Linked DNA regions of Homo sapiens: region 1 is linked to region 2. A link is a contact called in ENCODE Hi-C data. All regions are on one chromosome and are shown on one strand. Each heading gives the region's core, a stretch centred on a gene start or an enhancer-like site at or near the end of the contact. The rest is flanking DNA. Distances are from core to core; before and after follow the strand shown. Region 1 holds the start of PPCS (phosphopantothenoylcysteine synthetase). Region 2 holds the start of HIVEP3 (HIVEP zinc finger 3).

What was found. A loop is a pair of places that touch in the nucleus more often than their neighbours do. Pooled maps may share reads with other maps.
Region 1: a loop to region 2 is called in a pooled map, with 5 times the contacts of the local background. The contact joins the promoter of PPCS here to the promoter of HIVEP3 in region 2. A Hi-C loop is called at or near these places in 1 of 168 maps with a recorded cell type or tissue (CD8-positive, alpha-beta T cell), 1 of 37 single-sample maps with no recorded cell type and 8 of 50 pooled maps.

The regions. Positions count from the first base shown.
Region 1 is chr1:42,451,676-42,457,857 of GRCh38, forward strand. PPCS (phosphopantothenoylcysteine synthetase) reads left to right here and starts at 4,868. Exons shown (of 3, transcript NM_024664.4): 1 at 4,868-5,398; 2 at 5,572-5,675. The coding sequence starts at 4,891. ZMYND12 (zinc finger MYND-type containing 12) reads right to left here and starts at 4,347. Exons shown (of 8, transcript NM_032257.5): 1 at 4,213-4,347. The coding sequence starts at 4,322. It also overlaps a transcript of CCDC30 not described here. RefSeq lists enhancers at 4,469-4,698, 4,939-5,008, 5,099-5,218.
Region 2 is chr1:41,917,068-41,923,727 of GRCh38, forward strand. It overlaps HIVEP3 (HIVEP zinc finger 3), which reads right to left and starts at 1,855. Exons shown (of 9, transcript NM_024503.5): 1 at 1,346-1,855. RefSeq lists silencers at 791-1,085, 1,137-1,186.

The DNA of each region.
Region 1 (6,182 bases), core at 3,618-6,117, 540 kb after region 2:
TGTGACTGCTACCAAAGAAATGACAGAAACCATTTAAAATGTTTTTGGGGAGGTAGAGAATTATTATAAACAGATCAATAAAAGCACTTAGCCAGGATATAGCTGAGTTCCACAGGGAATTTATCAAGTGGGGCTTGTAAGCAATGGAAATGTTAACTTAGATGCCTGAACTTTTGTTCCACTGAGAGCCACTAACATATCTTGCCTTTCTAAATAAAGTGAGCTTTATTTATATATTTGCGGGCTCCCTGCTTATTGATCTGTCCCACCTGTAACACCTAACACAGGGTCAGGGATAAAGTAGGAATGGATAAATGCTTTCAATCAGGGCTCACAATTAAGTAGCTTGTGAGCCACATGTTTTGTTTGGCTATTATCATGTTTTTTTTTAAGCTGAATTTGAATATCTTTAGGTAGGGCATTCATTCTACAATTCACCACTGATCCTATAGCTTCCTATTATTGAATACCACTTCACTGTTTGTTTTCTTAGTGATCTGCAATATTTTTTGCAATAATTTTTCCTTTTGTTTGACATATGAAGCGCAAATTTAAATGCCGTCACTGGCCAGGAGAAGAAAACGAATGGTGAAGTGGTATTCAAGAACAGGAAGCAATAGTATTTGTAGTGAATTACAGAATGTACGCCCTGACTAAAGACATTTAAATTCATGCAAACCTATGGTACTGAAGTCTCTTTTACTTGTCACCAATGTTTTAGTATGTACTTCCATAAAATTACCTTTTCTTAAAAATGTTCTACTGTCCTGTAATCCCAGCACTTTGGGAGGCCGAGGAGGGCGGATCACAAGGTCAGGAATTCGAGACCAGCCTGACCAATATGGTGAAACACCGTCTCTACTAAAAATACAAAAAAATTAGCCAGGCGTGGTGGCGCATCCCTGTAATCCCAGCTACTTGGGAGGCTGAGGCAAGAGAATTGCTTGAACCCGGGAGACAGAGGTTGCAGTGAGCCAAGATGGTGCCACTGCGCTCCAGCCTGGGTGACAGAGCAAGACTCCGTCTCAAAAAAATAATAAAAAAATAAAAGTTCTACTGTGTCTCTAAAGTAAATAAAAATGTGCTATTCTCTGAGAATGGTCATAATCCACTATAGAGCAATATGCACAAGATTACACACAATATATAAAATAAATGTATTCAGAGAAAAGAAGGAAATTCACCAAAATTTCAGGTTATTAATCCCTGGGTTGTGGGACTATGGCTTATTTTTCTTCTTGATTTTTTATATTTTCAGGTTTTCTGCAGTGAGCATGAATTGCAATTATAATCAGGAAAAAAATTCTTTTGCAGAAAAAAACTTTCACAAATTCAGACTGACTTTCTTGTTCCTTAAACTTGGGATGATGAAAAGGAACATTTACTGTGTGCCAACATGGTTCCAGGAAGGGTACTAGATGCTTTACATTCGACCATCAAAACCTATAGAACAACAACCTCAGTTTTGTTTTATCAAAAAATCTTGAAATCTGCAAGACCCAAAGACATAGAAATCTGGAGAAAAGGAAGCAAAAAAACAAAAGGAGAAGGTCTTAAAGAGAATTAAAAGCAAGTAAAAGAAAAAAAATCGAAGATAAGGGCATAGAAGATGATAATTTATACATGCATTTATCAGATATTAGTGCCAACTATGTCTTTTTTTTCACATTTTTATTTTTTGGCCCAAGGGATAAAAGCACAAGTGCCAACTATTTCAAGACACTTTGCTAGAGACTATGGGGCATACAATGACAGGTCGGACATAGATCAAAAGTTAGCATACTTGACAGTCCCTCTGTACACATTTGACATAGTATCTAGCATTAATGGAGCATAACAGAATTGAAATAACACACTCACCAACAATTAAAATGAAGAGAAATATGAGTCATCTGAGAGATACAGAGTACTGTAAAGTTAGTTCAGAGGAAGAAGGAATTACTTCCGGCTGGAGGGATACAGAGGACAGGGGTGTTTTAAGGAAAAAGTCAGTGCTCACACCAAGCAAAAGGATTGAATCTTTCCCAAGCCTGAGTGGCAGGTTTTACCCACGGCGGTTTACTGGCCATCTCTCTGGGGGTGACCCAAAGGCCTCTTAAACTCTATGCCTACAACCAAATCTGATGCCCGTCATCTTTTCCCCGTGTTCCTTGCCCAAGTTAATGGGTTTATTATCCATTTAGTTTTATTCAACAGATGTTCATTGAGTGTCTGGTATGTGTGGCCACTGGGTCTAGTAAAAGACATAGACATCAGACAAGCAAACACAATAATATAAAAGTACAGAAAAAGCAAAGAAAAATGGTACTGTGAGAGAGAAAAGTATGACGGGGAGTTGAGACTGGGTTTAGACCTCTTTGAAGAAATGACATTTAAACTGAGAACTGAAGGATGAAAGGGAGCCAGGAAGGCTTGTAGTTGAAGGGGAGGTTCCTAGCAGAGAGAACAGACTGGGAAAAGAAACTGAGGGAAGAAAGGGCTTAGCAAATTAGAACTTCAGTTCTCTATAACTACAGCAAAGAAAAAATGGGGTGAGTGTGGTGGGAAGTGAAGGTAGAGAAATAACCAGGGCCTTGTATTTTCTGTTACAAATTCTTAATTATATTCTAAAGGCAAGGAAGCCACCAAAGAGGAGATAGCAATGAAAACACAGATACCATCCCTGCCCTTGTGGGGCATACAGCCTAATGAAAGAAATAAATAAATGATTTCAGTCCATGTCCTAAGTGTTAGGATAGGGGACATACTCAGTGCTTTGAGAGCACTGAGGAAGGACACCTAGGCCAGTATGAGAAGGTACTGCAACAGCTTCTTGATCTGTTATGCAGCCGTCAGTGTCTACCTTCCTCTGTATCTGCCACACTGCAGCCCATCCTCTTTCCTTAACACAAATGAGAGCATGTCAGCTCAAAACCATTCATGGTTTCCCAGGAGATAAATTCCAAACCCTTGATCTCATGTCACTGTCTAGCCCTAACCTTTATCTTCTTGGTTTAAACTTCTACTACCTATCACAATGATGTTCCAACTTTTTTTTTTTTTTTTGAGACACAGTTTCACTCTTGTTGCCCAAGCTGGAGTGCAATGGAGCGATCTCGGCTCACTGCAACCTCCGCCTCCCGGGTTCAAACGATTCTCCTGCTTCAGCCTCCCGAGTAGCTAGGATTACAGGTGCACGCCACCACATCCGGCTAATTTTGACTCAACCTATAGTAAGAAATACATTTTTCCTGTACACACACACATGTCCACATAAAACACTAAGACAAAAGTTTTAAGAAACAATTCAGGTAGGATTAACCTGATACTTTCTACTCATTCTGTGCTCTTTTTTGTTGTTGTTGTTTTCTCTAAATGGTGATTGTGACTTATTCATAAACTGCTAAAGGGCCCTGGCCTGCAGTTTGAAAATCACTGACTGCTCCCTCCACTACTACGTTCTCCACTCGGCCCTTAGCAAACTCTGTTCTTTTGCCATTTGCCCTAGCAGTCCCGGATGCCGGGAATGCCCTACCCTTCTTCACTACTCCTGTACACAGCAGGTTCTGACTGCCCTCTCAAAATGCAGCTCAAATGTTTCTTCCACAGGGAAAGCTTTCCACATACTGCCCCATTCACTATCGTCTCACTCTCGTTGCCCAAGCTGGAGTGCAGTGGCGCGATCTCCGCTCACTGCGAGCTCCGCCTCCCGGGTTCAAGCGATTCTTCTGCTTCAGCCTCCCGAGTAGCTGGGATTACAGGCGCCCAGCACCACTCCCGCCTAATTTTTGTATTTTTTAGTAGAGACAGGGTTTCACCATGTTGGCCAGGCTGGTCTCGAACTCCTGACCTCAGGCGATCCGCCCGCCTCGGCCTCCCGAAGTGCTGGGATTACAGGCGTGAGCCACCGCGCCCGGCCTGTTTCTTTACTGATTTGTCTCCCACATTGGAATGTTAGATCTTTGAAGGAACTGATCTACCGAGCTGCCCCAGTAACTTTAGCACCTAAAATAGTGCATAACACAGAGTACGCCTTCAGAAAACATGAGTGACGAATAAGTGGGAGATGAGACAGACGAGGCCACGGGAGTCTTAGGGGCCTGTCTTAAAGCCGTTTTGAGGTGTCCCTTGCAGAGTCAGGGGCAACGGCTAACGCAAGGTACCCAAGCCAGACCCGGGAAAGGGAGAGAGGGAGGGAGTTATAGCGCCCAGGTGCCACGTTTCAGGGCCTACCAGTAATAAGTGACTGTGCAGGCCGCGCACACCCGCTCGGCTGGGGCTTCGCACACCTCACAGCAGAGTCTGCGCCCCTTGGGGACTGCCAGTGGGTAGATCACATTCATGGTGCAGCCAGCAGTGCTGGTCTCTAAGACGGTTGCCCAGCAAGGATACGCTGAACCCCGGCGTCACGTGACGATCGCGGGGCTGCGTACTTGCCAGCATTTCAAGGGCAGAGGGCGGCGGGACGTGACTCGACTAACATCTGGGTGTATTGCTGAAGTTGGAAAAGGGGAAGAAAGAAAGAAAAAGCAGCACAAAACCCACAAGTCCCACGGGTCAAATGGCCGAGAAACGACTCCCAAGGAGTCCAAGTCCAGAAAGGCCCGTACAGTGGCCGGTAAGGGTCAAACATGGCCAGTTCTTCACCCAGGCTAGGAAACGAACGTGAGGGAACGTGACCCTACCAGATGCCCACCCAGCCGGGGATCCCCCTCGTTGCAGTGTCACTTTCGCTGGGCTCTGGGGCAGAACAACTACGCATTTCCAGACTTGGCGAGATCGGGACCTAGTGTCAAAAGAAGGGTAGTGAACCGCCCACTCAGTACGGCGCGGCGCGTACACCAGGTAGGCGAGAAGGGGCGTGGCGCGGCGGCCGCGAAACGTGCGCAGGCGCCGGCCGCTGCGCTGCAGATGGCGGAAATGGATCCGGTAGCCGAGTTCCCCCAGCCTCCCGGTGCTGCGCGCTGGGCTGAGGTTATGGCTCGCTTCGCGGCCAGGCTGGGCGCGCAGGGCCGGCGGGTGGTGTTGGTTACGTCAGGCGGCACCAAGGTCCCACTGGAAGCGCGGCCGGTGCGCTTCCTGGACAACTTCAGCAGCGGGCGGCGCGGTGCAACCTCGGCCGAGGCCTTCCTAGCCGCCGGCTACGGGGTCCTGTTCTTGTATCGCGCTCGCTCTGCCTTCCCCTATGCCCACCGCTTCCCACCCCAGACTTGGCTGTCCGCTCTGCGGCCTTCGGGCCCAGCCCTTTCGGGCTTGCTGAGCCTGGAGGCCGAGGAGAATGCACTTCCGGGTTTTGCTGAGGCTCTGAGGAGCTACCAGGAGGCTGCGGCTGCAGGCACCTTCCTGGCAGTAGAGTTCACCACTTTGGCGGACTATTTGCATCTGTTGCAGGCTGCGGCCCAGGCACTCAATCCGCTAGGTGCGTGCCCTAGGAGTACCCCTTTTGCCTGGAAGCACAGCCTTTCTTTCCAGCCACTTATCCCCTTACCTCCTGCTTACCCACGGATCTCAGCTGGGGAACCCGAGTTGAGAAGGAGCTGATCCTATATCGTACCTCGCCGATTTGTTAACACCTTGTGTTTCTCTTTGCAGGCCCTTCTGCGATGTTTTACCTGGCTGCGGCTGTGTCAGATTTCTATGTTCCTGTCTCTGAAATGCCTGAACACAAGATCCAGTCATCTGGGGGCCCACTGCAGGTGATGGGCGCTTCTCTTCCAGAGATCTAATCCCATATAACCAATCTTGGGTTAATTTCCTCTTGATCTGGAGATGGCCTTTCTGCATCTGTATTCGCTAGGCACAGGGGATACAGAGATGAATAAGACACCGCCCTCCCTCATGGACCTCACAATCTAGTGAGGGAGCTGGACACAGACATAATTACAATACAGAGTGATAAATGCTCTAGTGGAGGTATGTACAAAGTGCAGTCAGATCATGGGGCGAGTGAATCCTGGGGGAGTCGATGAAGCTTCTTGGAGGAGATGAATTGAACTGGGTTTTAAAAGATGAGCAGAACCGAGCGCGGTGGCTCACGCCTGTAATCCCAGCACTTTGGGAGGCCAAGGAGGGCAGATCGCCTGAGGTCAGGAGTTCGAGACCAGCCTGGCCAACATGGTGAAACCCCGTCTCTACTAAAAAAATACAAAAATTAGCCGGGCGTGGTGGCAGGCGCCTGTAATCCCAGCTACTCGGGAGGCTGA
Region 2 (6,660 bases), core at 605-3,104:
GAATTATTCCTCCTTGCCCCCACTCTCTCCCTGCCCCCAGCATACACATAATTACATAAAGACGTCTTAAACAACTGTAGCACCCAACTTCTTCAGTCTGGGGGAGAGCCAGGAGATGGTGGGGAGCTGTTTGGGCACACGTCTGATCATTACATAATCACACAAACATGGGCTGGAGAACACTGCCATGCAGATCAGTTCAGCAAACACCTCATTCTCCCTCTTTCCTCTTCCCTCCCCCCGTAACACCCAAAATGCACACCAGAGTTAACAAAACCGAAGCACTCCAGGTAGCCAGTGGGCACCTGGCTGCTGTGGTTACAATGCCAAGGGCTACCAGAAACGTCAGCGTATACCAGAAAGAGGGCCAGGGTGCTGCTCACCCAGCGACCAGATCTGCAGACCCTCTTCCTGCAACCACTGCCCCCGAAGTTCAAGGAAGGGCCTAGCCACAGAAATATTCCTGACCTGCAACAGAAACCAAACCAGCTACGTTAAAGGAAACCAATGCCGAGCCTCCAAGTTCCTCTGCACCACTGCCACACTCAGGAGTCCTCAGCAGCCTGGACAATATCATTAGGGACCATTCGGCACCATCAGTGTTTCCATTTAAAAGATAGTAAAATGTGGGGCATAACTTGGAGGGGACACTCTCTCTGCTAGCAGGGAGGCAAGAATCCCCTATAGAATAGGAGTTTGGTTTGGGTTTGGTTGGGTCAGGTTGGGGGTTGGGAAATGATTTTGCTTTAGGAATATTTTCAGGGGGCTAGGATTAAGGGGGAAAAAGAAAGCTATCCCCTCTGTCTCAGCAGCCAGCATCATACGAATCTCACTCTCAACCAAGCAGGCTACTGCAGTCCGCCTAAACAATCCGGAGCAGCAGCCAAGGCAGCACAAGAAAACGCCGGTGCCACGGAACGCGATGCCTAAGCCCCCCAGCCGAGGCTCCTATGGAGCCGGCCGCCAGTGCGCGGGTGCAGAGCCCAGCAGAGCCTGCTGCAAGCAGCGCTGGAGCGCACGGCGCGCATAGGGTTACAGCCCCGCCGCCGCCGCCGCCGCCGCCGCCTGTGATTGACGCGCGGGGGTCACTTGAGGCTCGCGCCGCTCCCCAGCACCAGGCCGAGCAGCGCGCTCAGCCCACCGGGGGCACTGGCCGCCACGCGCAGCCCACCCGGCCGGCCCCTGCGTCTCGGCAGCCGGACACCTTGCCTAAGAAAGGCATACACAAAATGGAATCGCAGCTCGCTATTCTGCTTCGCGGTGCGGCCTCAGGCAAAAACACAATCACAAGGTAAAATACAGCGCAAGGAATCCATCCGCCGAATAAAAACCCAGAGTCCCCTACCTTCGGCCTTGGGATGGCAAACTGGTCCTGTGTTCTCTGACCCACGGATCCAGCCCCTTCTTCATGAATTATTCCGGCCAGGCAGGATTTTGTGCATTTTTTTCATGAACACCTGTTTCAAGTAAGGGGTAAAGACCTTATTGAAAGAATTGTCCTTAAAAAATAACCTGTGCATACGTATGTCCATCCAGGCATGCATGCGTGTTTGTATACACACATATGCACACGGAATAGCCATGTACATTGAAGCACCAAACTAGGCAGCTGGATAATGGGAGAGTCGGCTGGTTGTGAGCATGCTCGCGCCGGGAACAGATCCACCCTCTGTTATTCCTCTGAATAAATATAAATCACGATCAGAAACCCAAACAGAAGCATCCCTCTTGAATTCGTGCTGCTGAAAAACACGGAATAAATTCAGCCTGCAGACACAGAATCTAATCAGCAGCTGTTTTCTGAATCCAGAGCCAACCCATGCCTCGCTTGTCTTTTCCACTAGGAGTCCAGACCTTTTTTGAAAGGGGGTTTAACCTTTTAAAGACACAGTACACCAATTATCACTTCGGAATAGCTGTCACTCCCAGCGCAGGAAGCCAGTCCCATGCCTAAAGGCACAGTAGGCTTGCACACAGTGATAAGGATTTCATTTATTGGTGCTTTTTAAAAAACAACATATATGTATAATATATGTGCATATATATGCACATATATATGCACACATATTATATATATATACGTGGAGAGAAAAAATGCAAATGCAAGTCATAAATATTTATTGCACTGATGAGCTTCTCAGTACTAATTGGCACGTTATGTAAACACTATGATCCTTCACTTCTGAACACCCATGTTCACGGGTCAGACGAGACAGGGCACTCTTGTCAGCAAGCGTGTCACACCTCACCAGCCTCTGGCTGCAGATCAGGGGCCGGGGAGCCTCAACAGTGCCTGAAGGGAGTGGGGTCTCTGCACCTGAGAGCTCAACACGGGCACTCCTTGCCCTGCCCTGCCTTGCTCTGCAGTCTCAGGGTCCATGTCCACAAATCAAAGAATAGTTCTGGCACTATTTCTAAAGTCGAACATAATCCAGAGCCACATCGCATTCCAAGACATACTTTCTTTCAACCAGAATCAGGAATCAGAACTACCACCTGAACCTTAGTTAGAGTCTTTACGATTCAGACTTAGGCCCTTCTTCAAGATTTTGTTATTGAGTTCTGTTGTTTTGTTTTTCACTTTTCTTTTAAGGGTCAGCATGGAGGTATGGAGGTAGAAAAACAGGGTAGGGGGAGAGACAACCTCCAGCCTAAATTTTTTTGAAAAAAATTATTCTTCGAGTACTTCAGCCACCCAGATGGTGTTTACTGCAGTTTTGTTCTGGCTTTTAAAGAGGTAGCGCTGAGAAGAAACAAGAGTCCTAACCTTGCTCACGTGTGTTAAGAAGGCAAATGTCTTTGACAGTTTCTTTTTCACCCCAGCCCCAGAGCTCCAGCATGGCGCTGTCTGCTCCTCCGCTGGTTCCCGCCTAAGAGCAGCGGCAGTGGCTCACCTCGGGAGCTACAGGGGCGCTCCTACAGCCGCTCCAGCATCACAGCCCATTCCCTCCCTTGCCTAGTCCTGCCAGGCAAACCGTGAAAACAAGTGCACTGTCACCCTCCCACCTCATCACAGGCGCTCCTGTGTGGACCCCTCCCAGCGACACACACACACTCTCTTCCTTCCCCTCTTCCAGGGCCCTTTGGCAGAAAATTATCATATTTCATGTGTCATCGCCCAAGCAAGCTGGGTCCATCACTGATTGGCTGGGCCCTGGCAGCCGGAAATGTCACCAGCCACACAGCGTGGAGCTGGCTCTCCCGCGGCCACCACAGACCTGAGCCCAGGAGGCTCTGTGACAAGGCACAGACCTACCACAGAGAGCCTGTCACTCTCTCCCTGGTCCAGCCCCTGCCCCCTGCTTCTCCATCTACCCAGCCCCCCGGGGAATAGGGGCTGCGAGGGGATGGTGAAGGAGTCTCAGTGACATTCCTATTTTCCCAGCATGTTTGAGAAGAAACTAAAGATGTCTCCAATCAGGTTTATAAATTTGGAGAACTTGTTTTTGACAAAAACATTCTGTCTTCACACTAAAAAAAAATCAGTAAGACTGGGTGAAAACAAGATGGTTTTTTTTTTTTTGTTTTGTTTTTTACCCCAGGAGAGTTTACTAGATGCTGCTGTTTATTTCCCATCTAACATCTCAGGCACCAAGGTATAATCATGTCACAGGGCTGTCCGATAATTCAGAAGGTGATTCGAGTCCATCCTCTTACCTTTAAAGAGAACAGCTCCAGAAAATGAGGCTTTGTAACTTGGCTTTGCAATGTATCATGATGCCACACAACTTTTTAAGGGTTAAATGATCTTTGTAGTGACCAACATGAATCACTTCAGCTGTAATTTAATCTTAGTCCCTCCTGCTGTATCTTCAGCAGGCTTAGTGTGACTCACCATTTAAGTCTCACCTTATTCTGTTCTCCTGAGTAAACTAAACTCTATCTCTCTGTCCTTTTCAGTAAAAGTTTTTCTCAACCCTTTAATTATGCTGCTTTAAAGAAAAAGCCTCCCAGAGTTACATGAGTCTGGAAGGTCATTTGGTCCATCTATCCATATGATGTGTCAGAACTCTCCACTATTTCCATACGGGGGCTTTTGGTTTGGGGAATGGTAAATTCACTGGCAATGCTGGGAACCAGGGAAAGATGCCATCAATAAAGCAGACATTTTGAATAATATGGGAAGATACAAAGTAGATGGGACATGGGAGGAAAAACTAATTAGTACTGATAAACTCATGATTCTGCAAAGACCCTGATATGGTTTGGCTGTGTCCCCACCCAAATCTCATCTTGAATTGTAGTTCCCATAATCCCCACATGTCATGGGAAGGACCTGGTGGGAGGTAATTGAATCATGGAGGCAGGTTTTTCTCATGCTGTTCTTGTGATAGTGAATAAGTCTCATGAGATCTGATGGTTTTATAAAGGGTAGTTCCCTTGCACACGCTCTCTTGCCTGCCACCATGTAAGATGTGCCTCTGCTCCTCCTTCACCTCTGCCATGATTGTGTGGCTTCTCCAGCCATGTGGAACTGTGAGTCCATTAAACCTCTTTTTCTTTATAAATTGCCTGGTCTCAGGTATGTCTTTATTAGCAGTGTGAGAACCGACTAATACAGACCCCTAAGAAGTAACTGTACAGGTTTCCAGAAAACAGTCTTGGAAAATCCCAAACTCAGAGAATCAGGATTGGAGGAGAATCATAGGCAGCAGTTTAAAGGCAAATTAAGGGACATCAGGAACATGGTCAGTTTCTCCACACAGAATGGCTGGACACAGAAATAGGTCCACAGCTTCTTTGGAAAGTGAGAGGTTTGTTCCAAATATAATAGAAGCCAAAGGTTGAATAGGGGCAGGATATCAGCTCCTTTTGAAATGCCACTGCTCTTCCCCAAAAAGTGCGCACACACACACACCACACACACACACACCACATGCACACAAAAGAGATTTAAAAAATCAGATAAAATATAAGATATAACAGAGAGATCCAGAATATCCAATCAATATTAGCCTAATAGGAGTTCCAGATGGAGGCATCATTAATGAAGAAGAAATCAATAATCAAGGAAATAACAGAAGAACATTTCCTTAACCTGAAGAAAGTCTTTAGGCCTTAGATCAAATGCTGTGCTAGGCAGCAGGACTACTGAAAGAATACACACTTCCAGATGTACTCTGATACTCCAAGAGCAAAGACAAACAATGACAAGCTTCCTCATAAAGGAGAAAAATCAGGTTGCTTAAAAGGAAAGAAAATCAGACTAATACCATACTTCTCATCTGTAACACTATGCTAAAAGACACTGGTATAATTTCTGTAGAATTCTAAGGGAACATTATTACAATTTAAGAATTCTACCAGCTGCCAAACTATAATTTCTCTTATGCAATGAAAAAGAAAGGTATGTTCAAAGACACAGAAATTATATCACCCAAACACCCTTTATTAAAAAAAATTTAAGGTTACTTGAAGATCTCTTCCAGCTGAGGAACAAATAAGGCAGGATAACAAATTCAAGAAAGGAGAAGATATGTTATATAAAAAATGTAATGAATAAAGCCAACAAAATATGTGGTCAAATATAAAAATAATTGAGAATATAGTTGTAAAATTTAATTGTTAGAAGTCTTGAAAGATAAGAGTATAAGTACATTTATTCCAGATTTGAATTCACATCTATATCTATCTCTTACATATATGTGTCTGGAATTAAACTTCCATATAATTATAACAAAAAAATAGAAAATCTCAATGGAAACAGGTAAAAATCACTAAAAAAGGAAGAAGGAAGGAGGGAGGGAAGGAAGGAAGGAAGGAAAGGAAGGAAGGGAAGAGAGAGATAAAGAAAAGGAAAGAAAGAGAGGATTGTTATGGCAGGCCAATAATTCCATCTGTTTCCTCTTCTTCCCAAGACCACATTAAAATGAAAATAAGGATTTTTTTTAGGTTGAAATAGATGATGACAAAACAAAAACAGTAAAAGAGTCATTGATCAAAAAAATTCACAAAGAATAATAAAGGAGGACAATTCATCAGTTAGAAATATATACTTTAATGCTACAGTAAACAAAATGGTATAGTACAAATAAAGAAGCCTACAAAGTGGATTGATGGAAGTCAAGAAACAAATTTAGCTATAATGGTTACTACATGGTAGTTAAGTAATAAAAACTGAATTTTAAATCAGTGGAGGAAAGAATGTGTTATTCAATAAATAGTGTTGGACTGTGGCTATGTATTTGAAAAAATATAAGTTTTACCTCTAACTGATATCTTGTTAAAAATATATTCTATTTTCATATAGGAAATTCTGCCATTTGTGAAAACACGGATAAACCTAGAGGACATTATGTTAAGTGAATTAAGCCAGGCACAGAGAAACAAATACTGTGTGAGCTTACTTATAAGTGGGATCTTAAAAAGTCAAACTCATAGGAGTAGAGAGTAGAATGGTGGTACCAGAGGCTGGAGGAGGTGGCGGGGGGAAGGGAAAGGAGCAACATTGGCCAATGGGAACAAAGTTTCAGTTATATAGGAGGAATAAGTTCTGGTGCCCTACTGTACAGCATGGTGACTACAGTTAATAATAATAATGTCCTGTATATTTCAAAATAGCTAAAAGAGAAGATTTTAAACGTTCTCACCACAAAGAAAGGGTAAATATGAGGTGATTAATATGCTAATTAGCCTGATTTGGTCATTCCATAATGTACA